Linked DNA regions of Homo sapiens: region 1 is linked to region 2. A link is a contact called in ENCODE Hi-C or POLR2A ChIA-PET data. All regions are on one chromosome and are shown on one strand. The core of a region is the stretch at or near the end of the contact, and the rest is flanking DNA. Distances in the headings are between cores, read along the strand shown. Region 1 holds the start of SLC35E2B (solute carrier family 35 member E2B). Region 2 holds the start of FNDC10 (fibronectin type III domain containing 10).

Region 1 (7,015 bases), core at 4,401-6,900, 93 kb before region 2:
CTGGCGGGGGTAGGGGTAGACAGAAGGGACTCAAACCCGAGGGGTGGTGTCGACTCGGGCAGGCTGTGTTGCTCCCGGAAGAGCCACTGAGACCAGGGGGAGTTGAGTCCCTGCATTCCCGGGGCCAGCAGGGCTGGAAGAGCCCCTCCATCCGGGCTGCCTAACAGGGGCAGCCACAAGCCAGGTGAGGACCCGCTGGCCCCTGGGCCCAGCCTGGGCACCGATATCGGCCTCCCTCCCTCCACTGACGTGGTCCTGCGCCCCGCAACCCCCCCACCCCGCACCGTCCCTGTTGTCCTAACAAGGCCCAGATGAATGTGGCTCAGGGCTTTGCCGGCAGCCAGTCTGCACTACACGCGTGCAAGTCCAGGAGAGACCAAAACGACCACCCTGTGGACACCTGCCCCTCCAGCACCCTGCCCCGTTTTGGGGACGTGAAACCCTGGGCTGTGGGCCCCGCCCTACCGACCTGGAGCGCCTCTGCCTCCCCGGCCTGGAAGAGGCTGTGGGTCAAGCCTAACCTTCTTGGCTTTGGGGAGCACAGAGGCCCCAAGACATCCTCGGGGGCTGCCGGGCTCAGGCTCTGGGGCATGGAAACCTTTTCGAGCCTGAAACGGCGGCATCCACGGTCCCTGCCGGGCCAGTGCCAGCCTGCACCCTGGGCACCTCTGTGCTGGGCCCGGCACCCCCACCCTGCCTCCCACAGCCAGGGTGTCTCCTCAGGTCAGGTCCAAAGGGGCTGCAGCCAGGCCCAAAGACCCAGCCCAAGTCCCACGGCTCCTGCGGGGTCTGGGTGAGGCCTGTCCTGCTGGGAGCCCAGGAGGCTGCGACCCTGCCTGGAGCTGGAAGTCTGGTTGGGGGGTAGTAGGGTCGGGGGAAAGCAGGGTGGGGCAGGTACAGGGTAGAGAAGCCAGCTGGAGGAGCCCAGGGAAGGCTGGCGGTGCTGGGGATGTAGGGGACAGCAGGAGCTGGTACATCACCACATGTTTCAGCTGCTTCCAGCACATCCTGCCCCAGAAGGATCTCAGCCAGGGCATGGGCTGCCTTCAGGGTCTGGCAACACCAAGGAGCCAAGGCAGGTGGTAAACCGAGGCCACAACCTCCTTAGGAGCCTCCACAACCAGGGCGCACAGCTGAAAGAGGAAGGAGGCCCCTGCGGAGAGCAGGGTGGGCAGGAGTGGGTGGCCAGGACAGGTGGTGCCCAGTGACCGGCGGTGGGGACCCGGGAGCCACAGAGGAGCCGGCTCAGCCACCCCTGTGCAGGAGGCACCTGGGGCCTGTACTCAGGCCTCACCCAGGGCTGCCCCACGCCCACATCCTGCTGACAAGCCCCCAGGACCAGCATCCCCACCCAGCTGCTCTGTGCAGAGGGGACAGGAGGCCAGACAAAAAGATGGACAAACACCCACGTAGATTCACACACACACAAACAGACACACCACACAGAAAAATATGCATGGACACCACTGAGACACACGCAGGCACCACACACTCAGAGACACACACACAGACACATCACACAGAAAAATATGCATGGACGCCACTGAGACACACGCTAACACCACACACTCAGACACAAACACACCACACACACAGACTCACACAGATACACACACAGAAAAATACACATGGACGCCACTGAGACACATACACTCAGAGACAGGCAGTGCGCTCTGGGAAACAGGATGGTTCCTCCAAACCAGTGAAGGGCCCAGGAAAGCATGAGCGGCCCTGACATGTATGGAGGGTCCAAAGGCTGCGGGAACTTGCCCGTGAGTGACCTTGGCCTGGAGAACTCCCCGGCCTCAGTTTCCCCACCTGCTGATGAGGACAAATTGCAGGGGCATGAGCGGCTGCTGCTCCCCTACCTCTGCGCAGGTGGCCGAGTGGCCTGCAGGCTGGGTCTCCAGGTGGGGACCCTTCCCTCTTCCTCCCCACCCACTCTATCCCCTTCCGGCGTCATGTGGATAGAAATTCATTAATATGCACAACAAATGACTACATGCAAGCAGGAAAACATTTGCAATAATACAGCAGGTCGATGTTCTCAACTAGCAAAACAGATGCAATAATACAATTCGTGGATGTTCTCAATACAGACAAAGCTCATATAATCGACACAAAACATTCACAGAAAAATTGTCAAAGGGCAGAAACCGATGACTCAAGGAAGAATATAAATAGCTAAGAAGTAAATGATCAATAATCAAACTAGAACATAATCAAAGAACTTTAAAATTAAAATTATTAATACACTCCTCCCAGGCAAAATAGCAAAGAGAGGGGACATGGTGGCTCACACCTGTAATCCCAACACTTTGGGAGGACGAGGTGGGAGGTCCTTCTGGGGAGAGGAAGAGAGGAAAGCACACAGGCTTCCAGACACTATTCCAAAATCATTAATACGCACACCCCAGGCCCAGCACGGTGACAGCCACCTGCAGACCCAGCTACTCGGGAGGCTGAGGCCAGAGAGCCCTGAGTTTGAGCCCAGCCTGGGCAAAGTAGCGAGATCCCCCATCTCAAAAATAAAATAAAATGCATGGTTCCTCATGAAATGTAAGGCTTTGCTATAAAAACTTTGAGAGGCCAGGCGTGGTGGCTCACACCTGTAATCCCAGCACTTTGGGAGGCCAAGGTGGGTGGATCATGAGGTCAGGAGTTCAAGAGCATCCTGGCTAACAACGGTGAAACCCCGTCTCTACTAAAAATACAAAACAATTAGCTGGGCATGGTGGCGGGTGCCTGTGATCCCAACTCCTCGGGAGGCTGAGGCAGAAGAATCTCTTGAACCTGGGAGGTGGAGCTTGCAGTGAGCCGAGATCGCGCCACTGCACTCCAGCCTGGGCGACAGAGTGAGACTCCGTCTCAAAAAAAAATAAAGGCCGGGCGTGGGGTAGCTCACGCCTGTAATCCCAGCACTTTGGGAGGCTGAAGCGGGCAGATCACAAGGTCAGGAGATGGAGAACATCTTGGCCAACATGGTGAAACCCTGTCTCTACTAAAAATATAAAAATTAGCTGGGCGTGAGGGCACACATCTGTAATCCCAGCTACTCAGGAGGCTGAGGCAGGAGAATCACTTGAACCCGGGAGGCGGAGGTTGCAGTGAGCTGAGATCGTGCCACTGCACTCCAACCTGGGCGATGAGAGCGAAATTCCATCTCAAAAAAAAAAGGAGTACTTTTTATAAATCTGCTTTTGAAATCATTTGGATACCACAGCGGCCCTGCTGACCACAACAGCTGAGACTGTTGGGCAAATCACCAGACATTTCTGGGTTTCCTGGAAAGTAGGAGAATCTACTTTGTAAACTGCTCTCAAATTTATGAACTCCGTGTGGATAGTGAACTCAGGCAGCAGGCAGGTGGCACTCCACTGCGTTAATTTCACTTCATTTTATAATTTTCTTTCTTCCTTTTTTTTTTTTTTTTTTTTTTGACGGAGTCTCACTCTGTCGCCAGGCTGGAGTGCAGTGGCCCAATCTTGGCTCACTGCAAGCTCTGCCTCCTGAGTTCAAGTGATTCTCCTGCCTCAGCCTCCCAAGTAGCTGGGATTACAGGCACGTGCCACCATGCCCGGCTAATTTTTTTTCGTATTTTTTGTAGAGACGGGGTTTCATCGTGTTAGCCAGGATGGTCTCGATCTCCTGACCTCGTGATCCGCCCGCCTCGGCCACCCAAAGTGCTGGGATTACAGGCGCGAGCCAACGCACCCAGCCTTTTTTTTTTTTTTTTTTTTTTTTTTTTTTTTTTTGTGAGACAAGGGTCTCACTCTGTCGCCCAGGCTGGAGTGTGGTGCTGTGATTCTAGCTCACTGCAGCCTCAAGCTCCCAGGCTCAAGCCATCCTCCCACCTCAGCCTCCCGAGTGGTTGGAACCACAGACACCATCGCTGCGCTCTGACCGGCTCCCGGGGGCGCTCCGTGCCCCTCCTCCTGCCCCACTCCTCTGGGGACATCCCCACCAAAGACCCCACGGGAGGAAACAGTCCCAGCCTCTGGCCCAACCCGGCTGCGGGCGCCACGGGGAAGCCTGGGGAAGGAGGCTGCCATCAGCCTCCTGAAGCTTTACGAAGGTTCATGCAACGGAAACAAAAACAAGTGGAAGTTTAACAAAACGTAAAAGTAATATTTATTTATTTATTTATTTATGAGATGAAGTCTCCCACTGTCGCCCAGGTCGGAGAGCAGCGGCGCTATCTCGCCTCACTGCAACCTTCAACTCCAAGGTTCAAGCGATTCTCCTGCCTCAACCTCCCGAGTAGCGGGGACCACAGGCACGCGCCACGAGACCCGGGTAATTTTTTTTTGTATTTTTAGTAGAGATGGGGGGGGGTTCACTATGTTGGCCAGGCTGGTCTCGAACTCCTGACCTCAGGCGATCCGCCCGCCTCAGCCTCTCAAAATGCTGGGATTACAGACGTGAGCCACCTCGCCCGGCCAAAAGTAATCTTTTCTTTTTTCTTTTGACAGGGAGTCTCGCTCTGTCGCCAGGCTGGAGTGCAGTGGCGCCATCTCGGCTCACTGCAACCTCCGCCTCCCGGGTTCAGGTGATCCTCCTTCCTCAGCCTCCGGAGTAGCTGGGATTACAGGCGCCCGCCACCACGCCCGGCCAATTTTTGTATTTTTAGTAGAGACGACGTTTTACCACGTTGGCCATACCAGGCTGGTCTCAAGCTCCTGACCTCGTGATGCGCCGGCCTCGGCCTCCCAAAGTGTTGAGATTACAGGCGTGAGCCACCGGGCCCGGCCCAAAAGTAATCTCTAAAGAGCCCTTTAGCCGTAACTTCATTCCTGAAAATTATTTGGGAAAGTAACGCTAGGAAAACGCTCGACGAAGCTCCGGAGCCGGGGGTCCTCGGGGCCGCAGGCGCGCCCGCGGGTGTCTGCTCCGGATGTCCCGCGGCAGCCCCGACGCCAGCCTGGATACGAAGGCCCCGCCCCGGAGCGCGCCACCAGCCAATCAGCGCCCTGAGGCGAGTCCTCACCCCGCGCGGCGGCCCCGCCCCCCGCAGCTCCGGGCCCAGCTGTCAGAGCAGCTTTCCCTCAGGCTGGGCGGAGCGTGGCCACTTCCGCCAGGAGGCGCCTTTGTGTCTTCTAAGTTAAGCCTATTCAGTGGATTTCTTATTCCTGGAACCCAAACCTGGGCAGTAAACCCTCCGGGGCTTAGAGGCCGCTGCCTCCACAGACTGGCCGATCCCGCCCTGAAGTGCCGCTGGTGGAACAGCCCGGGCGGAACCGCCCGGGCGGAACCAACGGGCTGCCGCGGGGGGTGGGGCCACGGTCCCCCCCCTTCTGCCTTCAGTGGAACGGCCCCGGCGGAACCAACGGGCCACGGGGATGCACTACGCGCACCGTCGTCCTCTCCCTCTGCCTGCAGTGGAACGGCCCGGGCGGAACCAACGTGCGGCCGCCCGGAGCACTCGGCGCGCCGTGTCCCTCCCCGTGTGGCTGCACTGCAACGGCCCGGGCTGGACCACCAGGCGGCAGCGGAGAGGCACTTAAAAGCCCCGTGTTACCCTAGACCTTAAAAAAAAAAAAAAAACTGCGTGTTTCCACCCCCGTCGGCCTGCAGTGGAAGGGCCCGAGCAGAACCAACGGGGGAGGGGACGCTGAGCGCGCCGTGTTTCTCCTCCCGTCTGCCTGGAGTAGAACGGCCCGGGCGGAACCAACGGGCAGCCGCGGGGGCGTTGTGGGCCGCGGCGCGTTTCCCCGGCTCCGTGGCTCTGGGGCACTGAGGAGCGGCGCCCGCGGGGCAGCGAGGAGCCCGATGCAGGGTTCTGCGCGTCATTTCCGGTCCCGCGGGCGCCCCGTGAAGCCCACCTGGATCCGCCAGCGCTGTGCCACTCCCCAGTGCCGAGCTCCGAGCTGTCTCCGCGGCCTCGCGCCCGGCCCCTCCACCGCGCGCCTCTCAGGCCCCGCCCGCCAGCGTCCCTTTGTTGTGAAGGCGCCGGGGCCTAGCGCTATGCCTGCGGCGGAGACTGCATCAGGCTCTCGGTGGGTTCTGCGTGCGGGGTGCTCTGCTCGGTGATCGGTGCTGGGTGCTGCGTGCTCGGTGCTCGGTGCTGGGTGCTGGGTGCCGGTACTGATGCTGAGTGTGCGGGCGTCCGGGGTTTCCCTGCCCGGATTCGCTCCTGGGGGTCCTTTCCTATGGCTGGCGCTGTGCGCGGAAAACGCTGGTGGGGTTTTCCCAGCTGGCTTTAAGCGTTTTCACGTCCGGGAGTCCACGGCGACCCCCACGCCCTGAAGCCTGGGAACGCGGTGTGCGTGGCCGCAAAAAGAACAACAACAACAAAAAAACACAAAACAAAACACGCAAAAAACTAAAGCAAAACTCCCGACAGCCGAGCCCCGTTCGGTGCCTTTTCTTTTTTTTTTTCTTTAATGGAGTGAAATCTACTTTGCTCAGGAAGCCTGCAAATCACATTTTCAGGCCAAACGAGGCAGTATTTTAGAAGGGGTCGCTGAGGCAGGAGTAGGAAGGCTTTCCACTCCACTCACGCATTTTCAGTGTAGGCGAATCGTAAAACGGAGGGCAGAACGAAAATGAGCGGATCTGGGAGTGCAGGCTGCGCTTCGTCCACATCGATAACAGATGTTTCCTGGTGAAGATGTGTAGGGCGCAGCGGGTCACCTGGTCGGGGGAGGGCACAGGGCGTCCCTCCACGGGGTGCCTTTGGCGTTGGGCACTTGTGTGGTCTCCAGCTTCCGGGTTTTGGAAGCGGAGTGTCCCCTGCAGCCTGAGCCTCTTGCAGGTGGTTTCCTTGGGACGAACTCCCAGGGGGAGGTCTGAGTTCTGGGGCATGGTTTGAAGATTTGGGACACATTTTGCCTGAAATTCCCTGCTGGCCGTTTGAACCCACCTGGACTTCCTGACCAGGGGCACGGATTCTTAACCTCTGGTGCAGGGGCCTGGCTAGGAGAGGTCTGCACAGTTGGACGAGGTGCAAAGTGACGCTTTGTCAGTAACCCGGCGTTGAGATTCCTGTGGTGGGACGAGCAGCTCCTATGGCTTT
Region 2 (7,005 bases), core at 3,596-6,095:
CCCTCTGAGCCTCAGTTTTCCTCTCTGCACCAGGGGACAGCCAGTGGTCAGTGGCCCTTTGGGCCTGACTGCTGCCACTCACCTGCCGACTCGCTGCCTGTCTGTACTAGAGGTCAGGTAGTCAAGGGGCGGGTTCCAGGTTAGGCTCATTTCCTACGTGACCTGGTCACCAAGAGGCATAGCTCCTTTCCTAAGTGCAAAGTATCTGAGCACCTGAGGGTCCGCCGTGAGCCCGAGGGTCCACTATGAGTGCTAAGGGTCTGCTGTGAGGGCCTGAGGGTCCACTCTGAGCCCCGAGGGTCCACCGTGAGCCCTGAGGGTCCACTGTGCTCCAGTCCACTTGGGTCTAATGGAACCACTGGACCTGGAGAAACTGCCCAACCCCCATTGCTCAGAACTGGGTGGCCTGGGCTTCCTCAGGGGGACCCTGGAAGCCGGGGCTGCTGCATCCCTGCTCTACCAGGGAGAAAACAGAGGCCTGGGTGGTGGGGCCGTGGCTTCCGGTCTGCTGACCACCTGCCCTAGAAACATGCTTCAAAACGCTGCAGGCCAGGCTCATGCCAGTAATCCCAGCACTTTGGGAGGCCGAGGCAGGAAAATCACTTGAGGCCAGGAGTGTGTGACCAGCCTGGGCAACGCAAGAGACTCTGCCTCTACAAAAAAAAAAAAAAAAAAAAAAAAAAAAAGAAGCAAAGGAAAGAAGGGAAAGAAAGGGCCCAAAGGATCGGGGGTTAGTTGGATGAAGGCTCTGGCAGGCACAAGCTCAGCTCTGGGGTACCTGTCAGTCTCACGGTAACAAGCAGCCAGCACTGCAGGAAACGGGCAGCTGCTGGGAAAGAGTCCGCTCCACCTTCCCTGAAGGCCCTGGAGGATGGGGCTCCTCCCAGCTCTTGCAGCCACCAAGCCCTGGGCCTGGGGTCTGTGGGGCCCCTCAGCTTCACCCCTCCACTGGCGACGCCACTGTGGATGCTCTTGGGATGGGACCCAGGAAGTCACCTCCTCCCCCAGCTCGGGCCACAGAGATGCCCGGGCCAAGGTGTCATCTGCTTCAGTGGTTGGGCTGAGGCACCTGCAGGGACTGGGACCCCATCCTGCGAGAGCCCAGGGAGACTGAGGATAGCACTTGAGAAAGTCACCCCAGAGAGGGGCTTTCAGGTTCTGATCCCACTGAGGTCAGTATTTGGCCCGGGCTCCGAGCCCAGGATCTGGTGAGAATGGGGCACTCCTACCCAGCACCAGCGGAGAAGCAGTGAGGGTGGGGGGCACCCACCTCTCCACCAGGGGCTCTGTCCCCTCCCTGGAATTTTGGAGGCATGACCAGAAGTTGTGAAGGGCTCACAGGGGCACATTTCTGGAAGAGAAAGCGGTCACTGCTGCTGGAGAAATGGGAGACCCACAGGGGCAGGAAAGGGTGGCTCCCGGGAGCCCTAAGGGACACGTGTGCCAGGATGCTGACACTGGCACCCAGCTCCCAGGGTAAAGGGGCTGCGGGTCGTGAGGGCCATGAGAAGCGGGTGGCTGCTGCCCTGGAGCTCTCATTCTTACAGCTCCTAAGCATCGGAGCCATTCCCCAGGTCCCCAGGGACCCACATGCTCAAGTCCCAGCAGACCCCGTGCCAGCTGCAAGGTTCCCTCAAGGCCATGGCCAGCAGGACACCTCGTCTCTGGAAGCTCCCCCGCCCCCATGTCTCCACTAATGCTGGAGACTTCCATCGTTACTGGTCCAGCCTTCCCCTGCCAGGCAAAAGCATTTCCAACCTGTCCTGGAGCTGGGGCAGTTGGAGAGAAGAGGGGTTCCCAGAGGGCGGCCTGCCTAGAGGGCCGGCAGCTTCCCTGCTACAGTGAGGACTGAGCCCTGGCCAGGGCTGCCCACGAGCCCCCGTGGCCCAGTCACCTGTGTGGGGAGATCAGGAGTGGCTGGGTGGGACCTCTGAGGGGTCCCCTGGACAGACACCCCTCCGGGGGCAGAAGTAGGGTCTCAGAGGACAGGGGAAGCACTCATCAAGCAGGGACCCCGTGGGTGGGGCTCAAGCTGTGGCAGAGGATGGGCCAACCTGGGGAGCAGAGGGACAGCATTTCAGAGACCGTCTGATGCTTCCAAGCAAGACAAGAAGCTGAAAACGTCTGATAGTTATTTTTCTGACACTTTCTATTTATGGAAGTGATACTTACTATTCACGATCATGGTCTGCTTTTAGAAAGCACTCTAGGTGAAAAAGTGAACTCATTCAAAGAAAACATTTAGTGACTGTCAGAATGCTGGTGTGTGTACAAACAGCATTGGAGACGGCGCTCCAGGTGGGGAAGCGTGTGCGCGTGAAAGGCCACCGCTGCTCAAGTGCAGGTGCTAAGCAGAGGTCACTCCCTCCCTCTCCTCCTCACCCCTCCCTGTCCCCTTCCCTCCTTCCTTCCTTAGGGTTGGCCCCAGCTGGACTTCGCAATATCTGGGTCCCCATGGCTCAGCAGGAGGCCGCGGGAAACAATGTTTTCCTCTCGCAGGCTCGGTTTCTGCCACTCTGCTAGCAGCCCGAGGCTCCACTCTTTTCTCTGCTGGTCTCTCTTCCCTCACCACTGGCCTCTCACCAGGAGCTCAGTCCCAGAACTACGTCTGCAACCACAGTCCCTAGCTAGAGGCCCGATGCAAGGCAGGCAGGACCATCTTCATAGGGGTCTGCAGGGTCTGCAGCCACGACACGCCGGGACCCTGGGTTGCAATGGTCAGAAACCCTGTGTTTCGGTGTTGACAATGACTTTGCAGTCCAGGAGGTGGCTGGCTTCAGGTGAGGCTGGATCCAGATGCTGGAAGCAGCTGGGCCGGGCTGGCGTCCTACCTCTCCCAAGGCTGGCTTCATTCTCCCGTTCTTCCCACCACCCACCTTCAGGGCCACAGCAGCTGGAATCCAACACCTGTCAGGGGCAGTCGCCCCCTCACATGAGCTTCAGCAAAGGCCTCGAGGCTAAGGGGTCCAGTCTGGCTGGCCGCGCCCAGGTCATCTGCCAACTCCTAGGCAGGGGAGTGTCAGCCCCACCCAAGCTCCCCATGACCTGAGGATGGATAAAGGGGGCTGCCCAGAGGGAAATGCAGGTGCTGCTACAAGAAGCTGGAATGGTCATGGCACAGGGTGAAGGCCCCAGCTGTCCTCAGGCCAACATGCCAAGATAGTTGGGGGCCGCCCCACCCCATATACCATCATCCAGGCTCCTGCCCTGCCCCACTGCCCATGCCCTCACACCTGGGGGCTGAGGGGCTTCCACTGGGAACTGGTGGCAGTAGGTCGGCTGAACCCCTGGGGAGTTCTGGGCAAGGACATGGGGGTCCCCTGAGTCACCATCACTCTCTGCTTCCCTGGGGCAGCCCCTGAGTCGCCTCACAACGCTGGGGCAAGAGTCAGAGCCCAGGGTTTGCCCTTCCTAAGCAGAGGTGGGAGCTGGGGGCAGGGGGCAGGGAGCGCCTCTCCCAAGGTCTCTGCCCCCAACCTCTCTGCGCCAGGTGCAGAGGCCTCAGCAGACCCTGCCAGGGGCCCAACAGGCTGGTGTAGGGGGTCAGGGCCCTCCATGCCGGGGACGGAGGTGCACCGTGACCACAGTTGGTGGGGGCCTGACCGCTGGGCCGGGGCTCTGGCAGAGCCCCTGAGATCCTGTGGGGTCCTGACCACTGCACTGGGTTTTTCAAGATGACCAGGAATTCGTGAGGCTGGGTGGTGACTCCGTGGGGGGGCGGAGACATGGCCATCCAGAGGTCGGGGACCAAGGACACCGTGAGCAGAATAGCCAGTCTCTCCTCACTCTGCCCCCAGGCAAGGAGAGCACAGGAAGGGGTTGCAGGAACTCATGGTCCAGTTGCCAGAGAGCCCCCCACAACCCCTGCAGACCCAGAGCTGGCTCAGCGGAGGTGCCAGCCCAGCCTTAGGTGCGAGGCTTGGCCTCCTTTCCAGTTAGGGCAGGCCGGCCAGGCCCGGCCACGTCTGCATACACAGTCCCTGGCTGTAGTCCTGGCCCTGGAGGGGTGTCCTGGTTGCTGGGTGATCTATGCAGGGACGGGAATGAGGGGCAGGGGTCTTGGGGTGTGTCCCGCCTTCCCCTCCCCCGTCGGTGCCACCTACTCAGTGCACCGGGTGGGCTTTTTGGATTCCCTTTGTCCAGCCCTGACCTCCCCACAGCCATCGGGAGGGCCCCCCAGAGCGCATCTGGAGGAGGAGGGGGCGCAATGAGGCAGGGAAGGTCGGCGCCCTGCAGCTGCCTCCGCTGCGTGTGGAGCGAAGGGAGTTCTCACCTTGCGAAGTCTCATCTGTCAGGCTTTCCTCCGGGTGGGCGCTGTCCGTCCTGAAAGGAACAGAAGCCGCGGGGTGAAGGAAAGTCTCCGTGCTGGTCCCCACCCCATCGGTATGGGCAGGTACCCTGACTGCGCGGGTCCCCGCCGCGGGTCCAGGGCGGCCAGCGTTGGGGTGCAAGGCCCGGGGTCCTGCGCGTGCCAGACCGCTGCGCCCCCATCGTAAAGCACGAAGTCCCCGACTGGTGTGGCCACGGGCGGTCGCGGAGCTGCACGACGCGAAACGAAGCCGGCCACAGCCCGTGAGTTTCGGCTCGGAAAAGCCGCAGGGGTCCAAGGTGCGCTCACTAGGCGGGAAGCCGGGAGAGCGGCGGCCCTGCCCGCACCCCGCGCCCCTGCCCGCACCCCAGCCCCACCGGCACTCCGGCCGCCTCGCTGCGTCCCCCTCCTCCCCCCCACCCCCGATCCCCCGCACCCGTAGGCCGCGGCCCGGCGAGGGTTAAGGGGGGCGGGGCGAGGGGCGGCCCCGCCTCCGCCGCCGCGCCGGGTCCGAGCGCGCACGGGGCGCGGGGGCGGGTCGGAGCGGGCGGCGGCGGAGGGCGCGGCGCGCCGGGGATCGCGGGGAGCGGGCAGCGGGGACGGCGGCGGCGCGGCCCGCGTGACCCAGCGCCGCGCCCCGTGGCCCCGCCGCAGGATGCGCGCCCCGCCGCTGCTGCTGCTGCTGGCCGCCTGCGCGCCGCCGCCCTGCGCCGCGGCCGCCCCGACGCCGCCGGGCTGGGAGCCGACCCCCGACGCGCCCTGGTGCCCCTACAAGGTGCTGCCCGAGGGCCCCGAGGCGGGCGGCGGGCGCCTGTGCTTCCGCAGCCCCGCGCGCGGCTTCCGCTGCCAGGCTCCGGGCTGCGTGCTGCACGCCCCGGCCGGCCGCTCCCTGCGCGCCAGCGTCCTGCGCAACCGCAGCGTCCTCCTGCAGTGGCGCCTGGCCCCGGCCGCCGCGCGCCGCGTGCGCGCCTTCGCGCTCAACTGCTCGTGGCGCGGCGCCTACACGCGCTTCCCGTGCGAGCGCGTGCTCCTCGGGGCCTCCTGCCGCGACTACCTGCTGCCCGACGTGCACGACAGCGTCCTCTACCGCCTGTGCCTGCAGCCGCTGCCGCTGCGCGCTGGGCCCGCCGCCGCCGCGCCAGAGACCCCCGAGCCGGCCGAGTGCGTGGAGTTCACCGCCGAGCCGGCCGGCATGCAGGACATCGTGGTGGCCATGACGGCGGTGGGCGGCTCCATCTGCGTCATGCTGGTGGTCATCTGCCTGCTGGTGGCCTACATCACCGAGAACCTCATGCGCCCGGCCCTCGCGCGCCCCGGCCTGCGCAGACACCCCTGAAGCGCGAGGCCGCCCGCCCATCTTTGCGCCACCTGCCTGAGGGCGCCTGAGCTCCCAGGTCCTCCGCCCGCTCTCCTCTCCTCATTCCTGCTGCCTCCTTAAGATCCCCGCGGAGGAGGACCTGCCGGCGACGGCTCCGGCACTTTGGCATCATCACACGCCCTTTCCAGCCGGGCGTCAGACTCCCAGACTCTGGCCCCGGATTGGCCCCTGGGCTTGCGCTGCTGTGCCAGCCGCATCCAGGGCTCTCCCCGCTCTCCGCAGGCCTTTATAGAGGCGGCCAGGGCATGGAGCCCCTTCCAGCAAGAGCCATGGGCACTCCGGCTCACCCCGCACCTCCATCCTGTGCCGAATTGTCCCAGACAGACCGTCGCCATTGCTCGGTCACTGTGCTTTGCAGGCCTGGGGCGCAGCTCTCCAAGCCTGTCCTGCCCCGCCCCACCCCACTGGGCTTAGGTTAGCTTCGTGCCTTAGTATCTCGGGCCCACTGCAGGAGCCAACACCCTCTGCTGTCCAGGGGGGGTCTGTGGCCCTAAGATTGGCCGGCCTCTCCATGCATCTGGCCAGCGTCCCCTTGGAGACACCTTCACCCTCAAGCGCTGCAGAAGCATGAGGTGAGGGCCTGCAGCGCTCTGTACCGTTTAGGGTGTTGGACCAGCCGGGAGCCTGGCAGGCCTGGCCCAGCGGCCAGGGTGAGTGTTCTCAGACCCCGGGCAGCTGGTGGTTCTCCAGGGCCAGGTACCCCTTTTGTGTGTGCGACCTCTGACTAGGTCCCTGTGGGAATGGGGCAGATGGCGGCCATCACCACTGGGTCCCAGGGCAGAAGCTTAGATACCGGCCTTGAGCAGCCCGACCTTCCACCGCTGCCTGGATCCCAAGCCTCAGCCGACCCAGGGGACCTTGGTGGCAACGGTGTGACTGACAGCACCACCCCTAGCCTTTGCATGCCCAGGGGTCGAGAGCCAGTATCCGGCCCAGACAATGCCACCCGCCATGGAAGAAAAGCTGACCCTGCCCACCTGCTGCAGACCCGGGCCCCGGGCCGAGGTTGCTTTCTGTGACGACCGCCTGGTGACGCTGGACACCAGGAGGGTTATGGCACTGCCCTCCCCTCCTGGAGCCCCTGGCACTGACCACCTGGACTTGACCTGACTCCTGGTCACTGGCCAAACACCCATCCTCACCCCAGCCACCCCGGGCCCTGGCTGGTGCCGTGTGACACCTGTAGCCCACCTGTGTGTCTTTGCTCCGCCCACCCCTGCGTGGCGCCGGTCAGGCGCAAACCTGGCGCCAGTGTCTAAATGTCCATCATTCTCAGACCAACAGAGCTGTCTGTGTGTTATTTGGGAGGTGGGAGGGA

What was found. A loop is a pair of places that touch in the nucleus more often than their neighbours do. ChIA-PET counts read pairs that join two places held with the same protein, here RNA polymerase II (POLR2A). Pooled maps may share reads with other maps.
Region 1: a pooled map shows a loop between it and region 2 (2.1-fold over the local background). The contact joins the promoter of SLC35E2B here to the promoter of FNDC10 in region 2. A Hi-C loop is called at or near these places in 1 of 168 maps with a recorded cell type or tissue (naive thymus-derived CD4-positive, alpha-beta T cell) and 6 of 50 pooled maps. POLR2A ChIA-PET finds 5 or more read pairs at or near these places in 4 of 52 experiments (H1, HEK293T, Panc1 and 1 more).

The regions. Positions count from the first base shown.
Region 1 is chr1:1,691,430-1,698,444 of GRCh38, reverse strand. It overlaps SLC35E2B (solute carrier family 35 member E2B), which reads left to right and starts at 5,650. Exons shown (of 10, transcript NM_001290264.2): 1 at 5,650-5,996. RefSeq lists silencers at 5,177-5,256, 5,827-5,986 and an enhancer at 5,821-6,115.
Region 2 is chr1:1,597,975-1,604,979 of GRCh38, reverse strand. It overlaps FNDC10 (fibronectin type III domain containing 10), which reads left to right and starts at 4,845. Exons shown (of 1, transcript NM_001242659.2): 1 at 4,845-6,968. The coding sequence starts at 4,965. The coding sequence ends at 5,645. It overlaps LOC105378586 (a long non-coding RNA gene), which reads right to left and starts at 5,547. Exons shown (of 3, transcript NR_147951.1): 1 at 5,364-5,547; 2 at 4,274-4,323. RefSeq lists silencers at 3,213-3,355, 4,769-4,818, 5,119-5,238 and enhancers at 3,712-4,371, 4,372-5,031, 5,032-5,691, 5,692-6,350.